5 separate regions of the Homo sapiens genome follow, and all the other regions are linked to region 1. The links are chromatin loops, found by intact Hi-C in ENCODE. Cell type or tissue: PC-9. All regions are shown on one strand. Region 1 overlaps MYO16 (myosin XVI). Region 2 has its middle 84 kb from the start of IRS2. Region 3 has its middle 45 kb from the start of MYO16-AS1. Region 4 has its middle 43 kb from the start of LINC00676. Region 5 has its middle 42 kb from the start of LINC00396.

Region 1 (5,000 bases):
AGAGAAATGTCCTTGAATAATTCTGGGAGAGCTGGAGAAAGACAGGGAGCATAATGGGAGTTAAGATGAGTCCTTGCTCCAAACCAAGAGTGACAAGAAACCTGGCAGAACGGACAGCACGTGGTTCAGCCCTGGGAAGGCAAAGAGATGCCCTGGAGCGCAGTGGCCACTCTGGGGAACATGAGAGCTGAATGAAGAAGAAAGGAAGAGGGGTGGACCATGAGCAAACTATATTCCTCCCCCAAGCTAGGGAGCTCTCCACTGATTCAACAGGTATTCACGTCCTACAAGGTCCAAACCTGGTGCTAAGATTTACTTTAGAACTTAAAGAAATATTCGTCCGAAAGAAACAATCCATTGAGTGCTCACATTTTAGAGGGGTTATGGAGCACGGCAGATGACAAGAATTTATGACGACCGGGTAAGTGCAAGAAGAAAAGGGACTACATCTATCCTGAGGGGTATAGAAGAATGAAGAATCTGACGCATCACTGTGGGACTCGCATCCTGCTCAGCTGAGCTAATTTTGACGGTTTTATTCACTTGTTAAAGCCTTTGACACTTATAATGCCAACCCATGTGACAGGGACATCCAGGGTGCATTCTAAGGGGTGCTTTTCCCCAGGCTTCTCTGTGGTGACTCAGCTCTAAGGGGGACTGTCTTCAAGGTGCCTTCAAGGCATGTGTTAAGGTTGCAAAGGGCCAGGGGGCTGGGATGGGAGCTCTGCAAAATGCTCTAGGAATTCTTAGGAGAGGTCAGAGTGGGCTGGAGCAGCCAGGTGAGCCTTTGTTGTGTAGGCAGGAGGAAGAAGCAGTGGATTTTGAGTTGAGGACGGAATGTGGAGAGGGGGAGGGAAAAGGAAGGGAATGCCGCAGAGGCAGAGCTGACTGCACTCGTGAGGGAGGGGAGGCTGGCTCTGCCCACACCTCCGCACCGGGAAGTGGGAGCAGAGAGCTTTGGAGTCTATGAGCATCACAGGACTGGGTTCCAGCAAGTATTTTGAGCAAGGGCATGCTGTGAAGAATAAGGTTTTTTTTTTTTTTTTTTTTTTTTTTTGTAAATACTAATCTAGCAAAGAAAGTATACAGCTGAATGGACCTTGAGGAGAGATTAGAAGTAGAAAGAGAGTCAGGGGAGAGGCTGGGGAAGCAGAAGGAGGAGTGGAAAGGCAGGAGGAAGCTGAGTTCAATCCCACTGAGCGGGAGAACTGGGACCTGATGGGGACCACAGCTGGGGCGTGGTTCAGAGCAGCAGCTCCCACCTGAAGAGCAGGGTGCATCTGGGGTTGTACTTGTTGACTTTGAAGTGACAGCCGCAGGCCTGAGGATTAAATTGAGTGGCAATTTTTTGAAGAAGAGAATTTATTAGGACTGGAAAGGAAACAGCTAGGAGAGACTTAAAAATCTCTCAGGAAGGAGAAATTTTCAAGGAAGAGACACTCTCGAGTGTGAGGAGGTAGCAGGAGGGGACGCCCAGGTGACTGCCGTGCAGGAGGGCAGATGTGGGCGTGCAGGAGGGCAGATGTGGGCTTGCAGGAGGGGCTGCAGGCCAGGAGCCTTGGCAGAGGGCAGGACTGTGTGGCACGCAGGGCGGCTGACAGCGTCAGTGCTGGGGAAAGGCCAGGAAGCAGGGGAGAGAAAGGAGCCATGGAATGTTTCCCCAACAAGATGCTGAAAACACCACTTTTCTCTTAGGTACCTGCGCTAGAGATCAGATTAGAGTGTATTTTAGAATCCTATGAGATGGGATCCGGGTTTCAGTAACGCAGGAGAAAAACAAACTATAGCTGTTTGGCTGACTTAATACTGAGAGTGCTATGTAAGGCATAAAAAATGTGAAAATACATTTTAAACTCATTACTCATACTGGCTATAACTCATTCTGAAACTCTATAGGAAAATTCCTCTTCAGAAAGGCTATTGCATGAAGGGAATGTGCTTGTTTTTTCCTACTTGGCATTAAGGAAAAGTACAAATGCAGAGAGAGGTGCCTGGCAGGCTCCCACCACTTCTCAAGTTCTCGTTTGTAAAATTTAGAAGTCGCAGCTCGACAGCGCTTGCAGATACACATAGATGGTGCGTAATTAAATTTGGATACAAGCACTTCGACCTGAAATTGGCGTCTAGCTTGTGTTAAACCAAATCTAGTTTGTGTTACACAGGGCAACTCCTTTTAAATCTCTAAAATATAGATTTCTCTGAAACCCTGTATTACTGCACATGAGGAAGAAATGCAAACAGGGCTTTGACACCCCTCTCAAGTCGACCTGCATCCTACTTTATAAGCTTCTAGGAAGTGATTTGTTTTCTTTTACATAATATGTTTTTTCTTTTACATGATAGAATTTTCTTTCCTTTCCATGATAGCATAATCCAAATATTTGTGTTATTGCCTCTCAGAAAGACGAATTTCAGATGTAAAGAACCACAGAGGCTAATCTGAAACTCAAGAAGAGAGAGTTCAGTGGAGATGGGTGGATGTGAGGAGAGTGGAGACTGCTACAGGGGAAATGTGTTAAACTCATGGAGGTGACACACTGCAATTATGCATGTTTTGAACAGCACAATTCTAATTGCCTTTTGAAAACGTGCAACAGATTTTATCATCCCTTTGTGAATGCTTGCAGAAATATATCAAGAGAGGGCGTCTGAGTCTAGTGGTGATGGAGATCTGGGAAGAGAACTGGGTTCCCAGGCAGTTACTCTTGTGACACAGCTGTTACCCACACTATGTGGACAGGTCATATTTCTATAAGCATTGATTACTTAAGAAACAGAAAAATACATCACTGCAGACCTTGGAAAGGTTGCGTGTGCTGAGAAACTGGATTTGCCCGGCCCTCTACTGACTTTAAATGTCTCGGGCTGGGCTCCCGACATTCCTTCCTACTTGTTAATAACCCCTTATGAAATCACCACCCTGGAGTAGATCGAAATTCCTCTTGAACTTATGTTTTAAGCATTCTTCTCTGGTAGCGAGTGCCGCAGATACTTATCCTCCAGGTTAAGCGGGGAGGAATGGAAATGTCTGCTCCTCCTTCACTCCTAACTCTTGTCACCCACCCCCCCGCCAAGTCGAAGGAGATGGTTTGTGCTAGAAAACACCAACTGAAGTAGGAAACAGAGCGATGTCTTCAACAACATATGTGCTGAGCAAGGGAAGAATGCATTGATAGTAAAGCTAAAAAATGACTGTCAGTATAAATAAGGTTTTCAGTACCCAAAAATGCACAGAAAATTAAGTTGTGCCAATTTCCTTTTAAATTTAACTAACTGAATCCTTTTTTGCCCATTTATTCTGTCCCTGCCATAAAGGGGAAAAAATCACTTCAATCCCTTTCCTTTTCTTGTACTTGGGTAGCTTTTTTTTTTTTTTTTTTTTTTTTTTCATAATTAGCCGAGTATGCAATACCTAAACAACATGCCTGCTTGGCCCAGAGCCCCATTCCTCATGCATACTTTTATAGGTCATGAGGTTATTTATATTGCTGTTATTTTTACATTTCCTCAATGCCAGGTGGTAACGTAAATCCAGGAGTCCTGAGCCACGATGTGTGGCCAAGTACGCGGTCGGTGTCAGCAACATATGTTTTCCTGGAGGGAAATGGTTCCTCCTCACTTTCCCCAGAAGGCAAAGGTGAGAAGATAACGTCCCTGCTCTTCTGTTGGGAGTGTTTCGTGTTGGTGACACCTACAGCCTGGATGGTAAGCTAGTGGTGCCTGTCCTCTGCTAAAAAAGAAACAGCAAAAATTAAAGAAAACAGAAAGAAAGAAAAAGAAAAATTACAGCAGTGGTGGATGTGAGGTCTTTTCAAATCCCTTGCTCAGAACTCATTACCAATTTACCCATCTAAAGTACTTAATAACAAAAAAAGACACAGACCAGGGCCCATCGGAACGAGCATGAGTCATCGACCTTGAGCATTTTGCTGTGTCAACATTTCACCAAGGAGAAACGTGGCAGGCCCGGGCCAGGCCACCCAAGGCGGTGGGATGGACGTGGGGACCTTGAGAGCTCAGGGCAGCAGCCCTGCACCAGCTGGCATCAAGACATTTCCATATTTTAATAAGAGTGTGGCAGCACCTGTGGACACCAGCTGAAGCATAGCCCACCTGCCCACACTCACTGGCTCCCAGCCAGGAGCTCGGAGGCCTTGAAAAATAAATTTAAAATATCTATGGAGATTCAAATTCTTCTCGAAATTCTGGAAGAGCTACATGGACCGTGTCTTTGATAGCCGTAGCGGTTGCATCTCTTTCTGGTGGTAGATTGGCTGGAGTGACTAATTCTTTACGTGCTCACGTGACCCAATTTCCCCTGATGGGCCACAGGGCAGGTGCCAGTCACTCAGGAAGGACAAATGACTGGGACGCAGTAGAGAAAGGCTGAGCCTAAGCTTCCAGTGGATTCACACTTCACCAGGGACCACAGGAAGACACCATGAGGTGGCCAGGCAGGTCGGTGGTGGGGTTTCCCTTCTCCTAGCCTAGCTGTTAATTTCTTAAGTAATTAATCAGCCCAGATTAATCACTTTTTTTTTGAGACAGAGTCTCGCCCTGTCGCCCAGGCTGGAGTGCAGTGCTGCAGTCTCGGCTCACTGCAACCTCCACCTCCAGGGTTCAAGTGATTCTCCTGCCTTAGCCTCCCAAGTAGCTGGGACTACAGGCCCACACCACCATGCCCGGCTACTTTTTGTGCTTTTAGTAGAGATGGGGTTTGACCATGTCGGCCAGGCTGATCACAAACTCCTGACCTCAGGTGATCGGACGGTCTTGGCTTCCCAAAGTGTTGAGATGAGCCACCTCGCCCAGCCAGATTAATCATTTCTAAAGTACGTAGGTTCACATGTAAATGAACATAGAAATAGCAAGAAAAAAATCTATCCTTTCTATATCTATATATCTATAGCTATTCTGATACAGTTACTCCAAAACATAATTTGATCACGCCCTTTGAAAAATCCTTTTACTGTGCAGGATAAGGCACACAGTGGCTTCTA
Region 2 (5,000 bases), 710 kb before region 1:
CTTTCCAGCCTTCTCACCTTTCATTGTCTGGAAATTAACCACGGCAGGGTTGTTGTACCAGAAATGTTAGCAGGGTCTTTATGTGATTATTTGAGAGAACAAACATAGCTACCTTTTTCCATAAGCCTTTAAAAAATAACCTCCCCTTTTGAACCAATAAAACGCACCTCGCTGACTTCAAATCTCTTCTTTCTTTGTGCTCACCTGGAGAGAGTTGTATGTGCTGGATCTAGAAAGGAATGTCAACTTGCTGGGCAATTCACGAGGTTTTCATTCGCATCCAAGAAGCTCGTATAAGTTGGTTGGATCTTCCAGTTCAGCAAAGGTGTTTACGTAGAACCAAGCAGGAGACGAAAAGAAGATAAAGGGCTTAAGGGATTAATTGTAGTCCTCTCCGGTTATAGTTTAGACAGATACACATAGTAGGGGTATGTCTATGGTCACCTGCATGGAATTTTAATTTATCTGCGCATCTCAGAAACTAATTTATATTGTTGACCTCAGAATAAACATTAGAATAAAATATGAAAATGTGTATGATGTCCTGTATTTTGCCAGTTTTGAGTATGACTGTAAGAAACTTTGTAGCTTAAAATGGATCACATCAAGATACCCTTCATACTCTATGATGTTAACCAGCAAAGATACCTGCGAGGTTGCTTTACTTTTTTTTTCTTCCTATAGTGAGGTCCTGGTAAAAGAAAGAACATAGATTTGCATCTTCTTCCTCATGTATTAAGCAGAGATTGCATGGGTTATCATGGTACAATTTTCTATTATTTGCAAGAAGATAACGTGCTCAAATACCTCTGAATTTGAGCAACAAATTATTTTGCAAATGCCAATCTCTCTCTCAATGCCCTCTTATGTGTATATATGTGTGTGAGTGTGTATACACACATATATTTATACATGTTTGAGAAATATACATATATATATCTCTCTCATATATGTATCTCATATATATATCTCATATAGATATATATATGAGATATATGTATATCTCAAACATATATATATATATCAGCAGCTGAGTTGATTATTCATTTAACCAAAATGTATTGAACCTTCACTAGGTACTCAGAATTCAGGCCAAATGAACATGGTTTGTGCTCTTGAGGGGCTTAAGGTGTATTAGAGGAGACAACAGATTGTTTGCAAAGCCTCTTTCCTGGAATCCCTGCCTCCATTTTCACCTGGTTAAGTCCTTCTTAACTCACAGGTCTCAGTTTAGACATTGTTTCTTTCTCATATTTAATTCTATTATGGTTAGTACACTTAACATGAGATCCACCGTCTTAACCAATGTTTAGGTGTCGGTGTGTTATTGCTGACTGCAGATGCAATGGTGTACAGCCGCTGTCTGAAGCTTACTCATCTTGGTTGATTGAAACTTTATGCCGTTGATGAGTAACTCCCAGACACTTTTTTTCTTGGAAGCCTTTCCTGACTCCCCAAAGTTTGCTGTGTGCCACCCGCCACCCATGCTAGCAGGACACATCTCACATCTCACTGTGCTTTCTTGTCTTGCCCCTTACTCATCTGCATTCCTGTCCTACTTGTTTCACAAAGTGGATGCTGTTCTAAGTCTATCCTGTGCCTGGCCACAAAAAGAAAATCCACAAATATTTCATGAAGAATAAATGAGATCAGCAAGCGCAGCTCATGGTGATAAGATATTCGCTGGGGTGTGCCTGCGATGGAGACATCTAAGTCCAAAGCTTCCCAGGGAGTTCTGGAGGATAGATAAGAGTTTGTCAAAGAACAGATAACAGCCTTCCAAGTGGAAAATCAATAACAATCTTGGAGTTGCCAAGATGTGGAGGAGTGTTACCAGGACTCACAGGCAGTCCTCCACGGCCTCCATGTGGGAGAAGAAAGCTGGGTCTAGAAAGGCCAAATTACACAGGGCATGGCAGAAATACCTGAGTGGGCATTGAGGGACAGTTCCCAGTTCTAAGGTGGTGGCCACTGAGTTGAGAGACTTTAGGAAAGTTACTTAGTCCAAAGGTTGTCCAGAGAGCATTATGGATGAGCTCCACCAAACGTGTCCTGGAGGAACTTTCTAAAAATGTGCTTGCCCCGGTCCCAGCCCAAAGGCTCTGACTCAGGAGGCTGGCTATGGGCCTCCCTCTGACACTGCCGTGGCACTTGGGTGGCACCTAAGAGAAGCACCTTTACAGGCCATGGAGATGGTCGGCCATGGGTCAGAGGGTGCAGACCTGGGCCACCTGGAACAACCCTGTGAGGCACCTCAAGGTCACTCTGACCACCAGTAGCCAGGTTTGGGGAAAAACAACAAGGATTCTGGGGCCGCTTCCTCATTTTCACAAATTCCTTCCTTAGCAACGTCACCAAGCTGTCCTGAGAGAACAGACGAAAAGATAGGGGAGTGACTCCGAGAGACGCCCAGCACTGTCTTGACCTCAGAAGGTTGCTGCTGTTTGATTGTCTTCATCAGCAGCCGTGGTTGTGAAATGACTGACAGTCCTGTCGGGGATGGAATGAGCAGGCCCATCTTTCCGGGGAAGCTCCCTGAGGCTGCCTTCCCACTCAGCTCCTCCCCTTCTTTGCGATGCTGGTCAGATTCCTTCTAGATTTCCAGTCGGATTCTCATCTGGCTTCTGCTCGGCGGAATTTTTCTGAGTTTCTGATTAATTCTTCAGGAGCGATGCCTCACCCGGCATTGCCTGCACAGGGAGGGTCTCCTGGCCGTCTGTGAGCGAATGGCGCTGCCCTCTGGAAGCCGGAGCCCACGTTCCCTGCGAGGCTGCAGGGCGTCCTCCCAGCCAGCAGCTGGCTCTGCGCTGTGTGTCCGCTGAGCCCAGTCGGCCGCTCTGTCTTTTGTCTGAGCCCTCGGTCTTGGCTCATTGCCTGGCAACGTGCTGGTGCCGCCAACCTGGGAAACCACTTTCTCTTCTCTCGGTGTCACGTGTGTACTCACCCAGAAAGATGACACGACCGCCCCGGAATTGCCCGTCTTCACTCTCCCCCGCGTCGTGGCTGCACCAAGTGGTCTGCACGCAGCAGCTGTTTTATGTGCAGCGAGTGCTTGGTTATTTTTCAAGTTTTTTTTTTTTCCCCAGAAATGTGGCCTTTTTCTTTCCCTGGAAAGGAAGCTTCAATGTGTGCTTCTGGGAACGAGCAGAGGGAGAGTCGCGAAATGCATGGCTGGCATTCTCTCCCACTCCTTATCAGAGAGGCGACTGGGCCAGGTGTCTGATTTGCTTCCTGCCATGAACCTCGAGGACAAATGGGGACACCGTGTTAGTGGAAACCTATTGCTGTGTTTCCCATTTAGCGAGCCCAGGCTGGGATTTTCTTAGAAATTAGAGTGACAACCAGATTTTTATTCTCATCTATCTCAAAAAGGCACTCACATAACAGTGAATCTTGCTGGTTGACAGGAATTGGCATTGAAGCCATGATATTGTTTACCAAGACTTGACCTTTGGTGACTCAGGATTTTTCATCCCTTGCTGCAGCGTAGTTGTTTTTCATGTTTCAAGGCAATCTGAAATGACATTGAAGTCTGATGACCTTAGGTCAAGTGCTTCCTCAGAATGTTTTAAGCCTTATGATCTTGCAGAGGCAATAACATTAAAACTCATTATAAAACTTATTCTAATAAATAAAGCTGTATATGTCAAGCGCTTTCTGTGTGCCAAGTATGGTGCTTAGCACTTACCAGGAATTACCACATTTAAATCTGATGGGCACCCAGGGAGGCAGGTGTGTCCCTAACCTTATCTGTTTAATAGAGGAGTAGTTATAGTTGCCTTACTAAATCCAAAGAATGTTCAAAACACATGAGAAGACTTTGCTCTCTCCAAAGCACCATGCAGATGAGAGTGTGATTGATCTGCATCCTATCTAAGCATGTTCCTGACTCACTGTTCACAGTACAAGCACATCACGATGTTTTGCTAAGAGTGGGATAAAGGTGACACTGCTCTGCTCAGCTCTTCTCCTGGGTGAGATGCCAGGCAGGAGGGGGCCAGTGCTGCCCCCTTGACTACAGCACAAAGGGGCCAACAGAGGGCAAGAACTTAGTTCCTATCACCTCAAGCCCCTGCAGACACGAATCAGAAATTGTCATTGCCTGTTACTCTTTTATAGCATTAATTCTAACTGTATTTTCTTAAATTACAAGAACACCTGACATTTCACTATATAACTGCATGAAACAGCAATTTAATCTAATTGTAACTCATACTATTAACACCATTTTCTCCATTGAGTGATTTTTCATTAAGGTCCAATAATTACTACCTAAAAATGATGTTGGACCATTTTCAGTGTTTTAGTCATACATCTAGAGCCAAGTTATCAAGGCTGCATTTTTTATTGTCCCAGATTATGTGTTAAATACAAACTGAATATGTACTTTGGAGTGAGCTATAAAAATTTTCCTCTAGGTGTTAGAATAAAATTGTATTTTCCAAGAGCAAACTTTGATCAAAAGGCAGGATTTTATTAAAGGATTCCAAGTATTTTTATGGTCATGCACATGTACACGGACATAGATAGATAGTGTGTGTGTATAGACATAGATAGATAGTGTTATGTGTTGAATTATGTTCCCCTAATCCCAGAGTTTCACAATCTGACCTTGTTTGGAAATGGAGTCTTTGCAGATGTAGTCAAGGTAAGATGAGGTCATTAGTGTTGGCTCTGATTCAATATCACTGGCATCCTTCAAAAGGAGGAAAATTTGAACACACGTACACACACACAGAGAATGTCATATGTAGATGATGGCAGATATTAGGGTGATGAAGCAGAAGCCAAGGAACACCAAAGATTGCTAGCAGATTACCAGAGACTGAGTGGCAGGCATGGAGCATTTTCTCCCACACAACTTTCAGACAGCTGACCTCTTGACTTCTGACTTCTCGACTCCAGAACTGTGAGACAACAAGTTTCTCCTGCTTAATCTACCCAGTTTGTGGTACATAGTTAGGGCAGCACTAGGAAACAAATATAGATTTATAGATGAT
Region 3 (5,000 bases), 56 kb before region 1:
GTGTGAATTAGTGAAGAATTATGGGACTTTGAAATAAATTTCATAGTTTATATACTTTCCAGGATATAGTTATAACAGGATATCAGATTGAGACTCTTTTTGCCTCAATTTCCACTGATTTCTAAATGATGGTGATTGGGATACCAAGGGAGTATCAGACAGGTGGCCCTGCATATGTCAGATGCATACTTTACAAGGGAGAGGAAGGAAACCTGCTCCTATCTCTTGGGCCTTTCAGCAGGATTAAAGGTACAAAAAGTAGTCAGAGAGAGGACTGGGAAAAATTGATGAAAATATTTATTTGGTCAACTGTAAGTTCCATCCTGCCCTTTCAGGAGGGGTTTGGAGAGTGCATTTGCTCTTAGTGCTGAGCCTAATGAGGGTGCTCCCCCAAAGCCCCCAGGGAGCACTGGAAAATGTGCTTACTGCACTGGGGAGATCCCAAGAACTAGTACCTGGCCCATGACGAAGACTGCTGACTCGCTTTGGAGGCGGGGCTGAGTGCTCCTGCTCCTGCTCCGGCTCAGCCTGCTCTGCTGGGTAAGCGCTGCTTGAGGGTGCTCCCAACAACTGCATGTGAGCTGCTTGGTGGGTGCCACTTGGGGACCTCCAGAGCAGGGTTTCTCAAATGTCCATGTGCACATGGCTCACCTGCAGATTCTAACTTTGCAGGTCTAGGATTGGGATGATGAGTTTCCCAGGCAATACCATTGCTGCTGGCCACTGGACCACGCTTTGAAGGGCACAGAGTACTGTGTGTGGGAGAGACTGAAGAGACTTCAGAGAAGGAGGACAAAGATTCCTCCTGATGTCCACGAATTCAGGAAAGAGCCTCAGGAGCTCTAGGAACAGAGAGATGTCTGTCTGCCTAGGGCTTGTGTGAGAGAGGACCCAATAGATAGTCTGCAGAGCCCACTGCATCTTCCCAGAGAAGAGTCAGCTTGCTCCTCCACGAGGCCCTCCCAGTGCTCCCTGCTTGAACTGCTGCCAGGCCTGGAGAGGGGAAGCTTTCCAGGGAAGTGAGGGACTCCCTATATCCCCCCTCTCCTCCCACTCATCCTTACCTCGTTACCCTCCAGCACTGGGTACAGGAAGACTTACAAGGGCCCATTGGGAAGGTGGGCTGGCGGCTGCTGATGTAGGGAATTTTCTGCATCTCATGGTTGGCAGAAGGCTAGTGGCTCTGTGCACCTTCTGAGCCCAGAAGGAAATATAAAATTGCTTTTAGGTAGTTATAGTTAGGACTTCCCTGCCTCACATAGTGTGGTATATACAGGCGGATCATCAACCAAGTCGCATCCCTTTCCCCCTAGTCAAAGAGTAGGTCTACATGTCCCAGGCCCCTCCTGCCAGGTGCAGCTCCATGACTGAGTTCTGGCCCATGGAATGTGGAGGCACGTTAAGCCATTTTTAGGCAGGCCATGAATTCCTCCTGGGTCTGTTCCCTGTGCTCTAATCCTCATCTACTGGCTAAGCAAGGAGCACCCGCAAAGGCCTAGAGGAGGCTGAGCCATGAGACGGACGGACCCTTGATCTTTGAATGACTGTGTCAACTGTGACTTAAGAGAGAATACTAAAATAGAAGGACAGCTTTATTGTGTGAAACCACTAGAGCCTGTGGTTGTTAAAACAACCAACTTGAGTAACAAACATAGATAGGGGTGGGAAGTCAAGACAAATAAGAAAACTGCCCACAAGTGCCACCTACCAACTGTCAGGAGCAAAACTGGGAGGTAGAGTGACTTGTACCTTTAATGAATTTTTCTCATTGAGTCTTTGTGGGCAAACTTTTGGCTTCTGAAGACTGTGGGCAGCAAGTATTATGTCTTTGTAGGGTTTGCCTTTCCTTCTGAGGCTGAAAAATAAGAGTTCTTGGTACGGGATAAAAACACGTCAGTAATGAGACAGTGTCACCTCTGATTTCCTAATTCCTTACCATTGACACCCTGAGCATCCGAGGCCATGACTCGGTGGATTTCTTGTGGCCTCTTTTTCTCTTTTGCTGGGAAAATTTTCTTGCTTTTAAAAATATAGACGGTCATCCTTTTATGTAACAGTTTCTAAGCCCAAGGGAATGACAATAGTTCTCCAACCACAAAATGCAGTTATAATTGTCTGAAGAACTAGTTCCCCTACAAAACAGGTGTATATAGATGACCTATTTGTATTAAAAAGTGTCCAAAACACTAGCTTTGTGATATTAAATGTAATTATCTTATTCAACAATAATATTGATGAAGAATAATAGGGAGTGGTCGGGTGGCTATGCTCTTCTTATTGCCACACAAAAGTCTAATGCAATTTATCATAAACATTAAGTTCGGAAAGAAAACCTCTCTTCAAATATGACAGAATGTATACATTTTTCAATTAATTGTTTTAGATCATGGCCCTCCAACCCTTTTGTTTGTTGAAATCTTAAAAGATCAAAAACTCAAATTGAATTTGGTTTTATTCCATTTTTCTTTAGAGCTTTGATCCCCCCCTCCCTTGGAATTTATCAATAGTTTCATTCTCTTTCATTTTCTTTAGACTTCAGAAGCCAAATGGTGACATCAGGAAAATGTCATCTGAGCAGGCTCGCTGGCCTTCCTTTGAAGCAGCGCTTGTTCCCTGGGGCTACAGGGAAAGGCAAGCTGGCAGATATGCAGGGTGTCTGTCCCATGACTAATTCAAAGGAAAGAAAAGACACATTTGATACATTCCTATTATAAAACAACAATAGAAATGAATGCATAGATTTATTCACCTTTAATTATTTTCTTATGAGAGGACATCAACATTTTCTTCTGCCATTATAATGATCCGGTAAACTACATAAAATTCAGATTATATTATGCTGATGTTGAAGCACACAAGAATGATATTTAAAGTATAAGCACATTTCAAAAAGCCTGGAAAATGATCTGAGAAATTAGAACAGGTGATAGAGATGAATTATAGGCACCTATTAAGACATACCCTTTGAAAAATAACATCTTTAAAGTTTATAAAGCATCCTGGATTTTAGAGAAACTTACTGAAACCACAATAATAGAACATCGCAGGGGTTTGGAGTATTTAGGTAAAGTGAAAAAAACTACAAAGATTATTCTTCCCAGTCTGTAACTCAGCATGCTACAACCTTTTGCTATCTAATGGGTATCTTTGTAACTCACGTGGACGCCTTGCAGCACAGAACATCGTTGGTAGTAGAATTTGTTTTATGAAGTCATTGCTTATGAATAAGATGTAAAGGAAGAAAAATGGGGGTGGAGATGATATTTTTAGTTTTTTGAAAGCAGTGCTACTGTTTTGGGATCCCATGAGTATCACACAGAACTCACTATTCCACAGTAAATAGAAATTTAATTGCTTTCGTCTTCATTATATGGATTTTTATGTGCAGCTAAAAACAATTTGAAAAATGTAATAAAATTACACTAAATGTTTACTTGGAACAGAGTTTTTTTTTCCTCCAGCTAATTTAAGAATCTTTTTTATTGAAACTTTCCTGATGAGAAATAGAAATCAATTCCATTCATTTCTCATCAAAAACTACATTTAAATGATTAGGAAAAAATGAGCAGTTCCAAGTGACGGTCAATGGGTGAAACGTGTCCTATTGAAGAACGTTATTATTTAATACCCTCATGCCCTTTATTGTGATACGAGTTGAGTTTGATGTCTGGCTGGAAACTGACAGCAATAGAATTTTGACAAAAGTTCATCCATCCTTTCAGACTCTGGAATTCATAATATACCTTTTGTCCAAGTTGTGTAATGTTTATTTGTGAAGTCCATTCATAAATCTTAGATTTTAATTGGTTGTTGCTTTTATTGAGCAGATTTATATAAGCATAATTCTAACTAAATTAGATACCACTATTTAAGAATAGTGATGATATATTTTTCCATCCTGGGAAATACATTTTAAATCATTTTAACTCATTGTAAACATTTGGATAGTGGTTTTTAGAGAGCTCTCATAAATAATTTTTTTAAAAAAGCAATAGAAGTGGGCAGTGTTTGAACATAGGGTAATAATTCATACCAATTATATTGCTGAACATAAGTTTGAAGCCTCAATAATACATCCTAATTCATACCTTATGGTCTGATGGCAATTAAAATACCACCATTAAATATTTTGCAAACACACATAAAAGCTGAAATCTTGCTTATGTAGAATAATATTCAGTACTTTATTACCCAGAATATTACCTCTTTATTTTCTTGACAAAGTATAATCATTAGAGAGCCATTCTGAGAGTAACTTTAATCCACACGAAGGCTTGGACTTCGTATTATTGTGACTGTTAATACTGTTACTACTGTCATGGCTATTGATGCTTTTGAGCCTCTGCTGATTTTCATATCATGTAATTAGAACAGGCACAATCAGATGGTCCTAATGTAGTGATTAACACACACCTGCAATCTCTTTCCACAGCGGAGAATCCAAACAACTAAACACAAAAGGGCTTACTTACTGATTAAGGAGATTGTGTTTAAAGGGTCTGTCCACATTGATTTAGAAGATTGTGTTTAAACAATCTATCTACAAGCGGGTTGGCTTCTAGTGTCTGAAGGTCAACAAACCTTAAATGAGGCAGAGGGACTACTGAGAGGTTAAATATTTCATGTTCATGATGCTCATAGTACCCTAATAGGTGACTGTAATGTTTACCTAGTGATGACACAGGCCCCAGTGCTTCAACTTGGGTTAATAGGGAGTTGTGTGGTTTGGACACACATGTGGCTTGTGACTTCCTTACTTCACGTAAGGTCTCCCTACAATGGTCATGCATCATCATTTCAGGTGTCTTTTCATAAAGTAAGTTGGCAATTTCTGTATATCAAATTAAAATGGCATGGACATTGGAATCATAAAGATGAGAGTTTATATCTGATGGGCTGCTTAAAGCTATAAGCTTCAATTTCAGTATCAATACAAAAATGATAAAAATTACCTTGTAGGCATATGTCAGTGCTGTGGACTGAACTATGTCCTCCCAGAA
Region 4 (5,000 bases), 530 kb before region 1:
CTTGTCCCAGATAGCTGTGTGCTTTGCCCTGAATTTTTCTTTCGGTTTCCCGTTTAAATGTCACTTTATCTGCAAGGCCATCCCTTACCACTCTAAGAAGAATTTTTCTTTCTGTCCCCTTGATCCTGCCAGTTTTCAATAACACTAGCATCTGACATTTTATTTTATTAAATGCATATTGCATTGTTTATCTCCTGTTTATCCCTTCCAGAATGTAAATTCTCTGTGACCAGGCACCTGTTTTTTTTTTTTGTTCTTGCTTTTTGAGTCAGAGTCTTGCCCTGGTTGTCCAGGCTGGAGTGTAGTGGTGCCATCACGGCTCACTGCAGACTCCGCCTCTTGGGCTTAAGTGGTCCTCCCACCTCAGCCTTCCGAGTAGTTGGGTTGGCAGGTGGGCACCACAATGCCTGGTTAATTTATTATTATTATTTTTTTGAGACGGAGTTTCACTGTCGTTGCCCAGGCTGGAGTGCAATGGTGCAGTCTTGGCTCATTGCACCTCCCAGGTTTAAGCGATTTTCCTGCCTCAGCCTCCTGAGTAGCTGGGATTACAGGTGCATGCCACCATACCCGGCTGATTTTTGTATTTTTAGTAGAGACAGGGTTTCACCACATAGGCCAGGCTGGTCTCTAAGTTCTGACCTCAGGTGATCAGCCCGCCTCGGCTTCCCAAAGTGCTGGGATTACAGGCGTGAGCCACTGTGCCCAGCTCCAATTTCTAAATTTTTTGTTGGGTCTCACTGTGCTGCTCAGGTTGATCTTGAACTCCTGGGCTTAAGTGATCCTTCCACCTGAGCCCCACAAAATGCTGAAATTACAGGTGTGAGTTACTATGTCCAGCATCCTTGGTATGTGCTTAATAACCAGGACTGAACCAATGTTTGGAGTAGAATTAGTTTGCTTTAATTATTCACTGAATGAATGATTACATAAATGACTAAATAGAAGTTTTAAATGCTAAATTTCTAGACTCCAGAGTTTAGAGTGAATTAGTGTTTGTTTTTTGTTTGTGTTGTATTTAAGCAACTTATTTATACCTCTTCAAAAGGGTATCTTTGGTGTCTTATAAAATGTACATAGAATAATATAAAAATAGATCCTGAAATCAGAGCAAAGAGAAAAATAAGAGTGGCTTCATTCTTGTAGCAGAAAATCTGTATTCTAAAAATACATTTCTAATATAGTCTAAGACAGAGCATGGGAAGTGAAAAACATCACAGGACGATGGTTCTCCAACTTGATTCCTGTGGAAAACGTGTACTCTGGAGGCTGAACCTGGGGTTTTACTATTAAAGTGAGATAATGATCGTTTCCAGGTGCACATACAAGGTTGAGAAAAGGGATAGGCTTTTTTCAATTTAAAAAGTTCCCCAATAACTTTTTCTTAAATCTTTGGAAATTCTACTGCTTCTCTGCTGGAAAGCACTTAAATTGATAAGAAAAACAGTGAACAAGTACCAAACTCTCAACCGAGTACCTTGGAAATAGCTACCTGAGTTAGCCTGACAGCTGGATTTTCATGGACAGCTGTGCTCATAGTTGTGAATTTGTATTGCGTGATTTTAATGTTGCCATACTTTTAATCGCTAAAATAACCCTAGTTCAAAAAACAGAGGTAAACATTGATATTTTATCATGTTTCGTAACTTTCTGATGTTTCATTCCCTAAGTAATTTTAAGAACCCTTGTTTAGACATCTGGCTTTATGGGACAATCAAAAATATGATTTGAGTTCTTTATTTCAGGACAATTTATGCACATAAATGTGCTACAGAAAATAAGGAGGAGTAGGTTTTACTTAAGCCGACTTTGTTTTCTCCTGTGGGATGAAGAGCAGCTCTTTCCATTGATCTGATTGTCCCAAATAATGTTTCAGTGCTTCAGTTCATTTTGACCACGTGGTCACACCCCAAAATGTCAGCCACAACATTACACTGTACACACAAAAGTCCAGATTTACCGCTGTACCTTTGGTCCAACAACATTTATATTTAGCCTCCAATAAAGGCTCAACTTGCTCCAAGAGATTTTTAATGAAGAGCACCATAACATTCCGGTTGCAATTATGCAGTGAATGGCAAATTCCAGAAGCATAAGTAAATCAATGGAGAAAGCACAATGATCCCTTCTACACTAGCATCTGGATTTTTAAAAATCCACATAGCCTCTTCCTTCCTTTCTCCCTCCCTCCCACTCCTCCTTCCACCCTCTCCCCTGCTGGGCATGTGAGGCTTGCTCCAAGCTTGATTCTGAGTGGAGTTTTCGCATTTCTAACCTGCACAGAGGCCGGGTCCAGCCTTAGGTGGCTGTCCCATGGTGGACTTGGGGCTGCCATACCCAGTTCATTTTCTCAACCCTTCACTTCATTTTCGCCCGTTGACACAGGCTTAGTGGGCTCCGGATTTTATTTTTTTTAATTCCAAACGGTTGCCTAACTTTCCCCTTTCGCCTAAACACGATAGAGCTGTCTTTCTTCGCTGGAGCTGCTTGCACGGGCACGGTGGCATTTGCTGCTATTTCAGCTCTTTCCACGCAGCAAATCTGCTTTCCCCAGCCCCGAAGTAAACATCACCTTTTCCCTAGTTGACCTGCCTCTGCTGAAAACACACCCACCCCTTCCTGCTCCAATTACAAACTTAGACTTGACTGTGGGCCAAGTTGCTTTTCCCACAGGAGCAATGTCTCTGCCTCACACTTGGTTTTTCCAAGGGAGGCGGTGACTGAGGCCAGCACAGACAATGCTCCAGCCTTTGTATTTGCTGGGCCACAGAGAGCCACGTAACATTTATTCAGATCCAGTGAAACCTAATGCGAGGAAGCCAAGGGGAAGGTGGTTTCTCCTGCGTGCCATTTTCAAAAGTGTGCGAGCTGTCTGTCCAACTACACATCTCTTTTTAATCATGTCTGCTGAGGTCTGACCTAGATGTGTCCCATCCCTCACTTCCTCTTGGGGTGCCTAAGAGGGTTACCATTTGGGGCGATGACAGGTGTGTCCTGGAATGGGCCCTGTTACACAGGTGGATTGACCTGATCCTGGGTGTGTGAGCAAAGCCCAGTGCTAGCAGATTAGTTATGTCATAAAACATTAGGAAATATTTTATACAGTGGAGATAAGTCGGAGAACTGCAGGCTGCTGGGTTAGGCCAAATCGTTCTGGAAGCAGGGTCAAATGATCTTATATACTGTGTTTGCCTGACTTGGTGGAGTTGAAACTAATGACTCTTCTTCGCTTTGTGGAGCAAAACTTCCAAACTGCATTATATTTTTGGCTCTGACCTTGCACCTGCCACCCCACAGCCCCAGGCATCATTAGACACCAGCACAAGTCATTTTCTGAAGACGTGAACTCCTGTTGTGGTTTATTTGCTTTCATGACCCAAAGACCTGTCAGGCTTTGAGTTTTTCTTGGTAGCGAGTGTTCCCTCTCTGCACCTCAGCTTGTAGAGCTCTTCCATGGGAAGTCACAGAGTTTATACCCAGGGATGTGGCTGCATTGATGCTGCTGGCAGGGGCTGGGGGGAGGGGTGTCCTGTTTCAGCTTCTAGAAAGCTGCCTTTCCCATTGCCTACAACGGTCATTGCATACTTTCACCATTTTCATTTTCCCCCAACTCCTACCTTATCCCTTCCCCACCCTCCACACTGAACACCCAACTGTGATTTTGACTTTTTAAAGGAAACAGATACATCAGGACAAACCCCCTCAACTTTCAGGTTACTTTTCTACCAACTCATTTCTACCTGTTCACATACCTGTTTTAAGCTCATATCAGAGAAGTTATTCCTTTTGCTTTTCAAGAAGGCACTCAATACTGCTTTTTTTCCTATCAATGTATCAACGAATCTGTCATCTTCCCTCTGTTTTCTACCCTTTTGCCACTGTCTTAAAAAGTCAAGAAAAAACCTTCTCTAAACCTTCAATGTTAAATTTCTCCTTAATCCTTCATCTCCTCCTTCTCCTCCTCTCTGTATTTCTGTTTATCACTCATTTTCTACACTCAAAACTTTATTACCGTCATCACGATGGTACTTGCCATTTTATATTCATCTAACACATTTATTGAGCATTTTTTTTTAAATGTCAAAAATGGGGTTGGATCTTGGGGGATAGAAAAGAAAAAGCTACAGTTGTGAAGCATCCATCATTCTCAGCAATTATCTTGTTTATTTATACAATTGCCTATTTGCGAGCATCGAAGTCACAGAGCCTGTGCTTTCACTGCTGTATGTTGGGAGTGCTGGCTGTGGGATAGGGGCTCATAAAAAGCTTTTGAAGGAATGACCGAAGCCATCACCAGGAGTTTACCGTAGAGGAGACATGAGCACCTGATCACAGCTCAACTGTGCTTGTGATGGGGTGTGGGGAATGTCTTCAGAACTGCAGTGGAGAAAGCACTCTGACTTTGCCTACGGGTGGTGGGAGGTTTTCCTGGAGCTACATCTGAAAGGATGAAAAGGAGTAAGTCCAGTGAAGGAGGACCGAGGGAATGGGAACATTCTAGGCAGAGAAAGGGAGCAGAAAGCTCATGAGTGAGGGGCTGAGAACAAACTTGATGCATTCAGGGACTATTTAGCTGAACCAAGCTCGGGGAGGACAAGATGGCCAGGTGTGGACTGGAGGGAGGGAGGTAAAAAAGGTGAGCATGGGCTTTGTACCTCGTGAGTATGGGAGCATGGGGAAAGGAGGCACGTGTTGGCATTGGTGGAGCCCCTCATGAGTATGGGAGCATGAGGAAAGGAGACTCAGGTTGGTATTTGTGAAGACACTCTTGATTTCAGTGCAGAACTCATTAAAATAGTGCAAGATTAAAGCAGGGTGACCTTTCTAGGAAGCCAAGGGAGGGCTAATGATGGTGGGAGCACTGTGATGGTGGGAGCATTGACAGTGATGGTGCAATTGGAGGGAAGATGACAGGTTCAAGCAACGTTGGGCTAAAAACAGACTGACCTTGGAGAGATGAAGGGCTCACTCTGTGGGGAAGGCGAGACGTGGAGGACACA
Region 5 (5,000 bases), 860 kb before region 1:
CCAACAAATCAATAAACCAGTTCATCTAAGAATGTCAAGGAAAGTCAGGAAGAACCACAACTCTCTCTCTATATATATGTGTGTGTGTATATATGTAACTATATATATCTGTGCGTGTGTATATATATAGTTATATTATATATATATAGTTATGTAACTATATATATATAATATAACTATATATATACACACGCACACATATATATATATATATGTGTAGGTTTGTAGCTATGTGACAATTTCCGAGATGCTGGAACAGCCACCTCTCATTATTTACCCTTCTAAGGACCCCTCCTTATTGATCCTTAACTTCATTTACCTTCTTAGTTTTTCTAATTCCCTCTCAGCTGTACTTACCAGGAGGGTTCACACATTTATTTGGTGACAACTAAGCCTAAATGAGTTTATGAGGTCATTTTATATGGTCCTTTTGACAATATGAGAAGATGAGATTGAGAGAAAATGATAAAAGGGAATTCTAACACACTGACACGGAGAAAGGTGTGGTGGAATAGAAGAGGGTGGTTAATCTTAAATCACCATTCTGCTTAAGGAAGATCCAAGTCTAGTGTGTTCTTGGTAACTTTTGGAATAAAAGTGTATTAAAACATTCTACAAAATTACCTTGATAACAATAAGTATAAGTTATAATATAGTTATTAGAACAGTTTACACAGCACTTTTACATTTATCATCTTCCTAACTTAGGTCAAATAATCAATCATTCATTCATCTAGTAATGCAAAAAAAATGGTATGTTGTTTTCTGGGATCTGATTTTTTAATACCGTGAACCAGGTCCCTATTTCAGTGTGTAGCATGATTACAGGTTAGATCTGCCCACCTCAGACCATTGTCTCGCAGATGTGTGCTTATCCCAGTGAGATCTTTGAATATTTATCACGATTACTCTGGGGGAATGAAAGTCCATCCTGTGGGCAATGGAGGATCTTTGGGTATGAGTGAGAGCTGCCCTTTAATTTTTTCTCAAACCTTCTAGATTCGTATGTTTCTTGTAAAGATAAACGACATCATAGATGGGACCACCTGCTTATTTTTATCTTCTTTAATTCTTTGTGAGATTATGGCACTGGCTGAATGACAAGAGTGTGCTACTGCCACAAAGCTGCAGACTGTCCAATGGACTCTAGTCCCTATGAAAACAACATAGATTCAACTTGTTATTCATGTAATCTCTCGAACAGTGAACACTACTAAGCCCAGGCCTCAAATGAGCCACACATTGGTGCTCTCTGGGGGCTCTACCCAGAAGGGCTGGTTATTGCTGCATCAGAGATGGGGAAAGGTGGTACTCCTGCAGGCACTATTCAAGTGTAAGTGATCTGCATCTTCAGTTCTCCTCAACATCGAAGTCAAAAGAAGCAATGCTGTTACTCGAATACAATGATCAAAATCAGGATTAGACTTTGTTTTAATTCAAAAGAAAGAGCAAGTGGTATTACTTGATGTCCAGCCTTACAAAAAGCAATGTATGGGAAAGAAAAACCTAAAGAAGACCCTTGGGGAAAAGGAAAACAAGTTCTGTCTAGGGGAAGGAAAGTAGTGATGAGATTGAGTTTCTTTTCTTTGAAAATTCCCTGCTTTACAGGGATGGTATGTTTTATGTTAAAAATTAAGCTACATTTAATCCCTTAACAATGTGTCCCTGAGACATTATTATGGGCTTGTATTTGTCATGGATTCTATTGAAATATGTTCATTATTTTTTCCAGAAATGTGAAATAGAAAAAGGGGCTTTCATGGGCTCTAAACACCAGAATTCGTTATCTGTATTTAGAGCGAGGACAGATTTGTCAGAGGTTTCAGGCAGTGACTAAGAACTCAGGAGTAGGAGGGAAGAATAAGTACTGACAACTTGTTCTTGACCTGCCCAGTTATTTCAACCACAGGAAGGATATTTAAGATTCTTTGCATTATCATTATTTAGTGACTCATACTGTGGGTTAATAATTCCCTTTTTCCTACTTCTCTTGCTCCTCATAGGCCAGCATAGATCAGGGGCTCAGGGACCTGCCAGCTCAGATGTCATTTCATCCTCAGTGGTGGTCACAACCTCCAAATGTGCTTCCTGAATATGCTTGAGAAGAATGTTGTCTGTTGATGGAGCTGCTGGCTGAGAGATCTGGTTGAGAGATGGTGTTTTAGCCTGAGGTTTCTTGAAGAATTTCAATCCTAGCCCATTTCCGAGGATAACAATGCTGAACCCATTGGCTGTTACCCTTTGAGCAGCGATATTCTTCACCATCTAAACAAATCTGTTGCATATTAAAACTCAGTGCTCATGTTCTCACTTACAACCGGGAGCTAAACGATGAGAACACACGGACACATAGAGGGAAGCAACACACACCGGGACCTATCGAAGAGTGAAGGGGAGGAGAAGGGAGAGGATCAGGAAAAAGAACTAATGGGTACTAGGCTTAATACCTGGGTGATGAAATAATCTGCATAACAGACCCCCATGACACAAGTTTACCTATGTACCAAACCTGCACATGCACCCCTGGACTTAAAAGTTAAAAACCCCTCAGTGCTCCTATGACATTTGATATATTGGGATTCTTCTTCATGGTTTCTTTAATGTTAACCACCTTTTTACTGTCAACGTCAGGGAGTGTCATGGCCTCATATTCCTGAGTTTCCTGTCTTTACTGACCAAGATTGATCAAAAGCACCTTCCTCAAAGGCAAGTACATTCTCTCCAGGTCACTTCTATTCCATATATTTGTTTATGCTGGCATTGTAACATATTAATATTTTTCCCATTATCAAATTTTGTGAGAATATCAGTGGTACATTTTAAAATCTAATAAGCATTATCAGATGCCTTATGAAGATTATCTGCCAAATTATAGCCCTAATAGTAAAAGATTTTTAGCCATATTTTGTTTAATTAGCTTGTGTTGATATTTTATTACTTAGAAACTCCCACCCCCCGAACCCTCAAATGACTTGTTCCTTGAACATAAAGAATAAAATTGGGACAGTCTGTCCTCACAATATTTTCTGGTCCAAAGCAATTCCAGATGAATACATGCTTTTGAATAGAATATACCATTTTGCATCAATTACATTTCCACTGATTTAAGCAAGGATACTGGATAGGAGAAACAGTGCAATAATTTAGACCTTCAAACCCTTAGAAAAACAAATCAGCATCAAGTGTGTAAAATAATGTTCATGTGGGTAGAAAGGGAGGAAGTGCCTTAAAAGACTGGACCAGAGTCTCCTTTCTGGCTGCCCTCTGTGTGTTCCCAGCGAATTGATTTCATAGTGTCTTATGACTGCCTGCTATCTTTGCTAAGCAATCTGGCTGTTGCTGTTGTTTAAAACATTCCCCCCTGATTTTAAAGCCACATGCCTTCCACTTGTCATGCAAGCTGATAAGCACACTTTCTTTTTCACTTATAGACAACCTGCTCTGAGGCTCCTAAAAATGTTTCTGTGAGGATTGTGATTTCTGAATGTGGTAATAGCTTTTACATGATGCCTTATAAACAGGTGCCCTCTACATTAGAAGCGTAGCCAGAGCCCCCACTCTCAGGGCTTGACATCTGCGGGTTTTAGAGCGATAGCTGGGTGAGTGTGTTGCTACTATTCTGATGATGGATGACAGCAATAGATCAAGGTAGATCAACATTCTTAAGGTACAGCAGTAAAAGGGTGAGAGTAAAATGGAAATGCATGAGTGCTTTTCAAAGGCAAGAGATTAATAGCTCTGGGCATGCCAGAAATACCGGGATAACTTTTCCACATCTCTAAATGTAGTTAGCTCTCTTCTAATTAGCTTGTCCTCTGCCAGACCACAGCTGGGGGCAGCTCATACACACTGTGCCTTTAATTCCCACAACTGGAGTGGGTGGCAGTCCCTTCTAGGATATGTGGAGACGAACAGAACTGAATTTTCTGGAAGCATTATTGAATTTACTTCTTAAATGGCTTTCCATCATCTTCTAACTGGTGAGGACCAGTGACTATCATTAGTCAGGCTGCACCAACAAGGAATGGAAAATGGAGGTTACAGGCTCTATGGACGTCGACCTCTGATGGTTGAAATCTCCTTTCAATATTCCTGCTTCCTAAAAAATGTGTGGATCCCCATGTGGCCTTCTGCTAGTAATGAGGTCTACAGATCAAACTCAATTATTTCCTTATGCTATAAGACTGCCAAATTCATCTTAAAATGTCCCGGGATCATACAATGATGTAGTTTCAAGGTTTTAAAATAAAAGAAGAACCTATCAGCTTCCCCTTCAGCAATTAATAAGCTGATGTTAACAGCTCTATCTCTGTACTGACTGGTAAAGCAGTACCGTGTTCAAGATCCCTCTGAATTTATGTCAATCCCACATTTCTAATTATTTTTAGTCTGTTCTTCTTTTTCCATTAAGTGGATATATCCATGTATGGTGACCTATTCAAACAAGGTTTCCAAAATGTTAGAAGAGTAAGGACCTCTCATTGGAATCAATGATATGTTTTCTTGATCTTTAGGACAAATTTTCTCTATGTGGTAGAATTTGAGCTTGCAGCAGTGGCAGAAACTGAATGATGGCTGAGGTCATCCATATGAAGAAGTAGCTTTATCCCCACTTTATTGTAGGCCCCATCCTTGTAAGCTACATCCTAATCCCAGAACTCCTCAGAAGCTGCTCTGGTTCTGGGTTGACATACAGATAATAAAGTGGGGACAAACACAATAACTTAACAATGAGAGAAGCTAGCAGTAGTGACTTGATCTATGGCACTTACGGAGTGTCTGAAATACAAACTCCCACGAGGCCATGAAGAAATTCCCAATTAGACAACAGTGATGGATGGGCTATATTAGACAACTTTTACACCTTCTCAAGATTTCTAGGACCTAACTTCTGTATTTGACGGCTGGGACTAGTGACCTCTTCTGTTATCATGGGCTATGAGTGACTAAGCCCAGTACCACACTTTTCATAGCAAAGATTACCATCAGTTGTTTATGAA

The links. A loop is a pair of places that touch in the nucleus more often than their neighbours do. Peaks named below come from ENCODE experiments on the same cell type or tissue, not always from the same donor. Only the 100,000 strongest peaks of a DNase experiment are listed, where the experiment ranks them.
Region 2: it touches region 1 in a loop (3-fold over the local background); 4 of 110 quality-filtered maps call a loop at or near these places.
Region 3: it touches region 1 in a loop (4-fold over the local background); 4 of 110 quality-filtered maps call a loop at or near these places.
Region 4: it touches region 1 in a loop (7-fold over the local background); 2 of 110 quality-filtered maps call a loop at or near these places.
Region 5: a loop joins it to region 1, with 5 times the contacts of the local background. A loop is called at or near these places in 4 of 110 quality-filtered maps.

Annotation. Positions count from the first base shown.
Region 1 is chr13:109,153,300-109,158,299 of GRCh38, reverse strand. The region is part of intron 32 of MYO16 (myosin XVI); the gene reads right to left. The region is part of intron 1 of LOC105370356 (a long non-coding RNA gene); the gene reads left to right. Among named protein-coding and RNA genes, the nearest start is that of MYO16-AS1, 12 kb to the left of the region's middle. RefSeq lists enhancers at 942-1,491, 1,492-2,042, 1,450-2,649. In PC-9, no CTCF peak of the experiment used is centred here; DNase peaks (open chromatin) are centred at 729, 1,859, 2,829, 3,479 and 1 weaker place; H3K4me3 peaks cover 3,469 bases; H3K27ac peaks cover 4,830 bases.
Region 2 is chr13:109,867,633-109,872,632 of GRCh38, reverse strand. No RefSeq gene overlaps it. Among named protein-coding and RNA genes, the nearest start is that of IRS2, 84 kb to the right of the region's middle. In PC-9, CTCF peaks have their summits at 2,597 and 2,811; DNase peaks (open chromatin) are centred at 1,442, 2,882 and 3,452; H3K4me3 peaks cover 2,653 bases; H3K27ac peaks cover 3,035 bases.
Region 3 is chr13:109,209,411-109,214,410 of GRCh38, reverse strand. No RefSeq gene overlaps it. Among named protein-coding and RNA genes, the nearest start is that of MYO16-AS1, 45 kb to the right of the region's middle. RefSeq lists an enhancer at 2,095-3,294. In PC-9, no CTCF peak of the experiment used is centred here; a DNase peak (open chromatin) is centred at 2,610; H3K27ac peaks cover 2,523 bases.
Region 4 is chr13:109,682,692-109,687,691 of GRCh38, reverse strand. No RefSeq gene overlaps it. Among named protein-coding and RNA genes, the nearest start is that of LINC00676, 43 kb to the left of the region's middle. In PC-9, no CTCF peak of the experiment used is centred here; DNase peaks (open chromatin) are centred at 2,651 and 2,991; H3K4me3 peaks cover 2,411 bases; H3K27ac peaks cover 4,293 bases.
Region 5 is chr13:110,009,285-110,014,284 of GRCh38, reverse strand. It overlaps a transcript of LINC03082 not described here. Among named protein-coding and RNA genes, the nearest start is that of LINC00396, 42 kb to the left of the region's middle. RefSeq lists an enhancer at 1,428-2,627. In PC-9, no CTCF peak of the experiment used is centred here; a DNase peak (open chromatin) is centred at 1,984; H3K4me3 peaks cover 480 bases; H3K27ac peaks cover 3,031 bases.